2 separate regions of the Homo sapiens genome follow, and region 2 is linked to region 1. Evidence: chromatin contacts called from ENCODE Hi-C or POLR2A ChIA-PET data. All regions are on one chromosome and are shown on one strand. The core of a region is the stretch at or near the end of the contact, and the rest is flanking DNA. Distances in the headings are between cores, read along the strand shown. Region 1 has its middle 97 kb from the start of LINC01907. Region 2 overlaps SP140L (SP140 nuclear body protein like).

Region 1 (4,136 bases), core at 1,320-3,819:
GTTGGCCTGTCTTGCTAGGTTGGGGGAAGTTCTTCTGGATAATATCTTGAAGAGTGTTTTCCAACTTGGTTCCATTCTCCCTGTCACTTTCAGGTACACTAATCAAATGTAGATTTGGTCTTTTCACATAGTCCCATATTTCTTTTCATTCTTTTTTCTCTAATCTTGTCTTCACACTTTATTTCATTAAGTTGATCTTCAATCTCTGATATCCTCTCTTCCACTTCATCGATTTGGCTGTTGATACTTGTGTATGCTTCACAAAGTTCTCGTGCTGTGTTTTTCAGCTCCATCAGGCCATTTATGTTCTCTGGTTATTGTAGTTAGCAATTCCTCTAACCTTTTTTCAAGGTTCTTAGCTTCCTTGGATTGGGTTAGAACATGCTCCTATAGCTTGGAGGAGTTTGTTATCACTCACCTTCTGGAGCCTACTTCTGTCAATTTGTCATACTCCTTCTTTTTCCAGTTTTGTGCCCTGGCTGGTGAGGAGTTGTGATCCTTTGGAGGAGAAGAGGCATTCTGGTTTTTGGAATTTTCAGCCTTTTTGTGCTGGTTTTTCCTCATCTTTGTGGATTCATCTACCTTTTGTCTTTGATGTTGGTGACCTTCGCATGGGGTTTCTGTGTGGTTGTCCTTTGTGTTGATGTTGATGCTATTGCATTCTGTTTGTTAGTTTTCCTTCTAACAGTCAGGTCCCTCTTCTGCAGGTCTGCTGGAGTTTGCTGGAGGTCCACTCCAGACCCTGATTGTCTGGGTATCACCAGCAGAGGCTGCAGAACAGCAAAGATTGCTTCCTGTTCCTTCCTCTGGAAGCTTCATCCCAGAGAGGCACCTGCCAGATGCCAGCCAGAGCTCTCCTGTATGAAGTGTCTGTCGACCCCTGCTGGGGGGTATCTCCCAGTCAGGAGGCACAGGGGTCAGGGACTCACTTGAGGAGGCTGTCTGTCCCTTAGCAGAGCTTGAGTGCTGTTCTGGGAGATCTGCTGGTCTCTTCAGAGCCAGTAGGCAGGAATGTTTAAGTCTGCTGAAGCTGCGCCCACAGCCGTCCCTTCCCCCAGGTGCTCTATCCCAGGGAGGTCAGAGTTTTATCTATAAGCCTCTGACTGGGGCTGCTGCCTTTCTTTCAGAGATGCCCTGCCCAGAGAGGAGCAATCTAGAGAGGCAGTCTGGCTACAACAGCTTTGCTGAGCTGTGGTGGGCTCCACCTATTCCGAACTTCCCAGTGGCTTTGTTTACACTGTGAGGGAAAACCCACCTACTCAAGCCTTAGTAATGGTGGACGCCCCTCCTCCCACCAAGCTCAAGTGTCCCAGGTCAACTTCAGATGGCTGTGCTGCCAGCAAGAATTTCAAGCCAGTCAATCTTAGCTTGCTGGCCTCCATGGGGGTGGGATCTGCTGAGCTAGACCACTTGGCTCCCTGGCTTCAGCCCCCTTTCCAGAGGAGTGAATGGTTCTGTCTCACTGGCATTCCAGGCGCCACTGGGTTATGGAAAGACAAACTCCTGCAGCTAGCTCGGTGTCTGCCCAAATGGCTGCTCAGTTTTGTGCTTGAAACCCAGGGCCCTTGTGGTGTAGGCACCTGAGGGAATCTCCTGGTCTGCAGGTTGCAAAGACCATGGGAAAAGTGTAGTATCTGGGCTGGAGTGCACTGTTTCTCATGGCACAGTCCCTCATGTCTTCCCTTGGCTAGGGGAGGGAGTTTCCTGACCTCTTGGGTGTTGAAGTGACACCCCACCCTGCTTTGGCTCACCCTCTGTGGGCTGCACCCACTGTCTAACCAGTCCCAATGAGATGAGCCAGGTACCTCAGTTGGAAATGCAGAAATTACCTGCCTTCCATGTTGATCTTGCTGGGAGCTGCAGACTGGAACTGTTCCTATTTGGCCATTTTGCCAGCCACCCCCACCTAATCCCTATTTTTAATTTTTTGAGGAAACTTCACACTGTTTTACGGAATGGCAGCACCAATTTACATTCCTACCAACAACATATATGTGTTTTCTCTACATCCTTGCCAAGACCTGTTACCTTTTCACCTTTTGATGCTAGCCATCTAACAGGTGTGAGATGGTATCTCACTGTGGTTTTGATTTTCATTTCCCCGAAACTCCCTGGGAGGGGATTGGGGATCTGTCTTTAGGCAGACAGGGGGAGTTCAGGGAAAACGTCTCTCTGCCTTTGGTCTTTCTCAAGTGTCTTCAGCTCAAAGTGATCGGCACACCAAAGCAGCATATTTTGGGGTGGCATTTCCTGAGCTCTTTCAACGGGCTCAGGGCAGTGGCTTTTCCCTAACTGGGTTAAAAGCGTGTTAATGCTTCAGTACTGTGTAGGGCTTTAGTGTAGCACCCTAGCTGGACATCAGCCCCACCAGGTATGGGTGGGGTTCTGGGAAAGGGCCTGGGCTCTCAGGTGGCTGCACTTGTGATAGCAGCTGACTTCCTGTAAGTGCACTGGTGCAGGAAGTGAGCCCTGCTTCCTGTCTGTGTTGCTGGGGGTGGGTGGGGGTGTGGGGGCGGGGAACAGAGGGGAAGCCAGGCCCTTGAACTTGAACTTTTGTCATGCAGGCACTGCAGCTGGGGGTTGGTGGCCTCCTGGAGGGTGCCTGAAAGGGACTCTGGCAGTGCAGCTCCTTCCTCGGGGCAAGAACCCTGAGCTGGGGCAGTGATTTCCCTCCCCTTGATTTCCTCACTTTTGTTTTGTTTTCTCTTTTTTTTTTGAGACGGAGTTTTGCTCTTGTCACCCAGGCTGGAGTGCAGTGGCATGATCTTGGCTCACTGCAACCTCCGCCTCCCGGGTTCAAGTGATTTTCCTGCTTCAGTTGCCCAAGTAGCTGGGATAACAGGTGTGCACCACCACGCCTGGCTAGTTTTTGTATTTTTAGTAGAGATGGGGTTTCACCATGTTGGTCAGGCTGGTCTTGAACTCCTGACCTCAAGTGATCCACTAGCCTTGGCCTCCCAAAGTGCTGGGGTTACAGGTGTGAGCCACTGTGCCTGGCCTCATATTCTCTTAAACCATTAAATTGGACGGGTGCGGTGGCTCACGCCTGTAATCCCAGCACTTTGGGAGGCCGAGTCAGGTGGATCACTTGAGGTCAGGAGTTTGAGACCAGCCTGGCCAACATGGTGAAACCTCCATCTCTCCTAAAATACAAAAATTAGCCGGACATGGTGGCGGGGCCTGTAATCCCAGCTACTGGGAAGGCGGAGGCAGGAGAATCGCTTGAACCCGGGAGGTGGAGGTTGCAGTGAGCCAAGATCATGTCACTGCACTCCAGCCTGGGACACAGAGTGAGACTCGGTCTCAAAAAACAAAAAACAAAAACCCCCAAACCCCCCAAACTATTAAGTTTTGCAGCCAAACCTCATTCGTCCTGGGTGTGGCTGAATCCAGGGAGGAGGGGAAAGCTCCATTATGCGGGCTTCAGGCCCACACCTGTGCCACTGTTTTGCCGTCACCTGAAACCAGCAGAAAAAGCAGCTCAACTGTGGCTCTGAGAAACTTCTGATATTGGTCATGACATTCATTCTCTACAAAATCCCACTCTCAACTAAGCTGAGCCTCCCTGCCCCCGCCAATTTATTTTTCTGTCCCCAGTTATGCTCAGCGCTATTGTCTGTCCCCACGCTCCAGAGAGCAGCATGTGATAGCTTAGTTGGACTAATTAACACGAAGCTCCACATTCAAATAACATGAGTCCTCTCCCATTATCATTATTATTATTATTTATTGTAGCAAAGTATACATAATAGTTATCATTTCATTGTTAATATATATGACTATTTAGCATTATCAATTTCTCATTTAGTCATTTGTAAGTGTGCAATTCAGTGGTATTAAATACATTCACAATACATTCGTGTAAACGTCACCACTATTTCCAAAACTTTTTTGTCATTCCCAATGTAAACTCTCTACCCGTTATACAAATAACACCACATTCCTTCCCCCTCCTCCCATCCCCTGGTGACCTCGATTCTATTCTCTGTTTCTATGAATTTGCTTATTCTAGGTACCTCAGATCAGTGGAATCACACATTTGTCCTTCCATGTCTGGCTACTTTCACTTAGCCCAGTGTTTTCAAGGTCCATCTACACTGCAGCACATATCAATATTTTATTCCCTTTTCATGGCT
Region 2 (3,916 bases), core at 268-2,767, 250 kb after region 1:
TAGAAATGTAAAAATTGAGTTTTCAAATTCAAAATTAAAGGTAGGCAAAATAATAAAACATTTAGGAATGAACAAACAGAATGCAAGACTTGTATGCTGAAAATGACAAAACATTACTAGAGAAATTAACAATCTAAATAAATAGAGATACCCATGTTCATGGATTGGAAGACTCAATATATTTAACCTGGCAATTCTCTCCAAATTGACCTATAAACTCAATGTGATTCCTATCAAAATTCCAAATGGCTTTTCTGAAGAAATTGAGAAGCTAATCCTAAAATTTATATGGAATTGCAAGAACCCAGAATAGCCAAAACAATCTATAAAAAGAAGAAAAAAGTTGGAAGATTTATACTTTCTTATTTCAACACTTATTATAAAGCTACCCATATCAAGACAGTTATTGTACTGGTATAATTCAGTGAAACAGAGATGAGAGTGCAGAAAAAATCCTTGTGGTTTCAGCAATTGATTTTCAACAAAAGTGCCAAGGCAATTAAATGAGGAAAAGATAGTCTTTTCAACAAATACTACAAGTAGAATTGCATAGATACACACAAAAATACAAATGTAGACTCTTACCTCACATCATATACATGAATCAACTAAAAATGGATCATGGATCTAAATGTAAGAGCAGGGCTGGCTTCATGAGCATGCATCCTGTGCAGTCACAAATGACTCTGTGCTTAGTTTAGTGTTCTGCTTTCACTGTTCTGAAATCCTTAATAACTTGTGAGCAAGGATCCCCCATTTTTATTTTTCACTGGGTTCCCCAAATTATGTAGTAATCTTCTAAAAGAGCAAAAATGGCAGGACTTTTGTAAGAAAATAAAGACAAAAATCTTTGTGACTTTAGGTTAAATGAAGAGTTAGCTACAACATCAAAAGCATGATCCTTAAAATAATAAAGTGATAAGCTGAAATTTAACAAAACTGAAATCTTTTGTGTTTCAAGTATACTGTTAAGAAAAAGAAAAGACTAGGCACAGTCTGGGAGAAAATATTAGCCAATTATATTTTCAATAAACTACTTATATTCAGGTATGTAAAGAATTCTGACAGCTCTATAAGAAGATAACCCAATTTAAAAATGGGCAAATGATTTGAACAGATATTTCTCCGAAAGACACATGGAAGATAATAAAGACAAGAAGAGATGCTCAGTATCATTAGTCATTAGAGAAAAGCAAATTCAAACCACAACAAAATACTAATATGCATTCATTGGAATGGCTATAAACACATACAATAACAAGTTTTAGCAAAGATGTGGAAAAACTGGAACCCTTACACATTGCTATGAAATGGTCTTCTGGAAACAGTGTACGATAGATTTTGTGAAAGTTAACTATCACGTTACTGTTACTATAATGTTACTATATTCGCATGCAAGTCTTTGTGTGGATATACGTTTTCATTTCTAGGTAGATGTTTAGCAGTTAAATTCTTGAGTCATACAGTTTCACTTTGACTGTGTTGCTCCTCCCCAAGGCTGGCAAAGTGCCATATCAAGAGGGTTTTCCTGAGCCCAAAGTTTCTCCAGTGGGGAAAAGAGAGCCTGAGGAGGACATCCAGCTTCTGTAGCATTCTGTGCTACATCTTAGGAGGCCCACTTCTGTCTTGTCTCATGGGAAACAAAGAGGAAATCAGTGGGGCTAGACCACCTGTGTTTGACCAGAAATGAAGAAGTGAGGGCAGGGTTCACAGTGGCCAGTGCATGGATCACCATGCTGGTACTGTGTTCCTGCCATCAGCACCCTAGCAGAGAGCTCAGCCAGCAGCTCTGCCCAACTGCAGAGGCAAGCTGGTGACCCTATTTGGCCAGGGAGCATAGTCAGCAATTCTAACTGGCTTGGGTGCCTAGTCAGCAATCCAGGCCAGCTACAGGGTTTAGCTTTCTGTCTTGTTGGACCAGGGAACCCCCAAAGAGATTCTGCCCAGCCTCAAAGCCTAACATACGTCCTTGACCACGCAGGTAATCGAGCCAGCCACTCTGCCTAACTACAGAGTATGGCCTCTAGCCTTGCTAACCAGGAAGCCCAAATAGTAACCCTGCCCAGCCTCAGTGGCCAGCCAGCGACCTGCATGGACAGTAAACAAAGCCAAGGACACCTCCCAACTGAGGGGCACAGCCTGCAGTTCTGCCTAACCAGGGATTCCAGAGAATGATCCCATCTGACAGAGGAGCCCAGCTTGCAGCAAGCTGGGGCATAGCCTGTGGCCCCACCAAACCCAGGTACCTGATAACAATACTGATTGACACTGAAGCACAGCCAGTGGTTCTACTCTGGAAGAGAACCCAGACAGTGACTCAACCCAACTGCAAAACACAGCCTGCAACCCTGATTAATCACAGAGCCTAACCTGTGGTCCCACTGAACAGTAGCTTGAGGTCTTGTTCCATCTCAGAAGCCAGCCAGTAGCCCTGCCCAACCAAAGAGTCCAACCAAAACACTCAACAAACCATACAGGCGAGCCAGTGGCCCCAGCAAACACCAGAGCACAGGCAATAATCCTGCACAACTAGAGATCTCAAAAGCAAACTGTGACTATTCATGGATGCTACCAGCTGACCTGTCCAGATCTCCAGGAAACACTGACTACTAAAGGGCTTTCCATGCCAAAGCAAACCTATAAAGGTTGGAAGAGGTTACTTCTTCCTCAAATGTACAGACACTAATGTGAGGATACAAGGATCATAAAAAATCAGCAAAAAATAAAACCCCTAAAAGAAATTAATAAGCTCTAACAACTGACTCTAAAGAAATGAAGGTCTATGAGCTAACTGACATTCAGAATAATTCTCTTTAAAAAGTTCGGTGAACTACAAGAGAACACAGATGGACAACTCAACAAAATCAGAAAACAATATATAAACAAAATATAATGCCAATAAAAAATAGGAACCATTAAACAAACCCCCAGAAATCCTAGATCTAAAAAATACAATGACTGAACTGAACAATTTAACAGAAAATTCCAACAGCTTACTTAAGCAGAAGAAAGAATCAGTGAACTGAAAGAGAAGTCATTTGAAATTATCTACTTAGAGGAGCAAAAAGAACAAAGAATGAAAATGAGTGAAAAAAAGCCTATTGTGTTTATGGGACACCATCAAGTGAAACAACATACAAATTATGGAAATTACAGAAGAAGAGAGAAAGAAAAATGAGCAGAAAGTCAATTTAAAGAAGTAATGACTAAAAACTTCCCAAATTTGGGGAGAGAAATGGACATTTATGTTCTTGAGGCCCAAAGTTCCCCAAACAGGTTCAACAATACAATTCTACACCAATAAGTATTATAATTAAATTATCAAAAGACAAAAAGATAATTTTGAAAGCAGCAAGGAAAGCATAACTTATCACAAAAAATGGAGCCCTCATAAGACTAACAGTAAAGTTTTCAGTGGAAACCTCCTCTTCTCAGCCCAGGAGAGATTAGGGTGACACATTCAAAATATTGAAAGAAAAAAAACTGCCAACCAAGAGTGTTACACTTGGTAAATCTATCTATCTTAAATGAAGGCGTGATAAAGGTTTTTCCAAAAAAACAAAAGTTGAAGGAGTTCATCATCAGTAGACTTGTCTTACAAGAACTGCTAAAGTGAGTTCTAGTTCTTCAAGCTGCAATGAGATGGTATTAGTTAACAACATAACAATATATAAATATACAAAACTCACCAGTAAAGGTAAAATTTAGTCAAAGTCAGAAATCTCTTATATTGTAATGATTGTGCATAAATCACTTTCAATTCTAGCATAAAAATTAAAAATCAAACATTTAAATAAGTATAACTATAGTAATTTGGTTTTAGATATCCAATATAAAAATATGTAAATTGTAACATTAGTCAATTAAAATATGAGGGAGGAGAGAAACAAAAGTGTAGAGTTTTATATGTGGTTGA

The links. Hi-C counts contacts between places; a loop is a spot of excess contacts on that map. ChIA-PET counts read pairs that join two places held with the same protein, here RNA polymerase II (POLR2A). Pooled maps may share reads with other maps.
Region 2: a pooled map shows a loop between it and region 1 (2.5-fold over the local background). The contact joins two enhancer-like sites. A Hi-C loop is called at or near these places in 1 of 37 single-sample maps with no recorded cell type and 6 of 50 pooled maps. POLR2A ChIA-PET finds 5 or more read pairs at or near these places in 2 of 52 experiments (H1 and activated naive CD4-positive, alpha-beta T cell).

The regions. Positions count from the first base shown.
Region 1 is chr2:230,601,109-230,605,244 of GRCh38, reverse strand. No RefSeq gene overlaps it. Among named protein-coding and RNA genes, the nearest start is that of LINC01907, 97 kb to the left of the region's middle. RefSeq lists a silencer at 2,456-2,535 and an enhancer at 2,676-2,805. Within about 2 kb of position 2,569, at least 7 of the 41 ENCODE cell types and tissues checked have a DNase peak (open chromatin) inside an H3K27ac peak, as active enhancers do.
Region 2 is chr2:230,345,737-230,349,652 of GRCh38, reverse strand. The region is part of intron 2 of SP140L (SP140 nuclear body protein like); the gene reads right to left. Among named protein-coding and RNA genes, the nearest start is that of SP140L, 21 kb to the right of the region's middle. RefSeq lists an enhancer at 1,369-1,708. Within about 2 kb of position 1,517, at least 7 of the 41 ENCODE cell types and tissues checked have a DNase peak (open chromatin) inside an H3K27ac peak, as active enhancers do.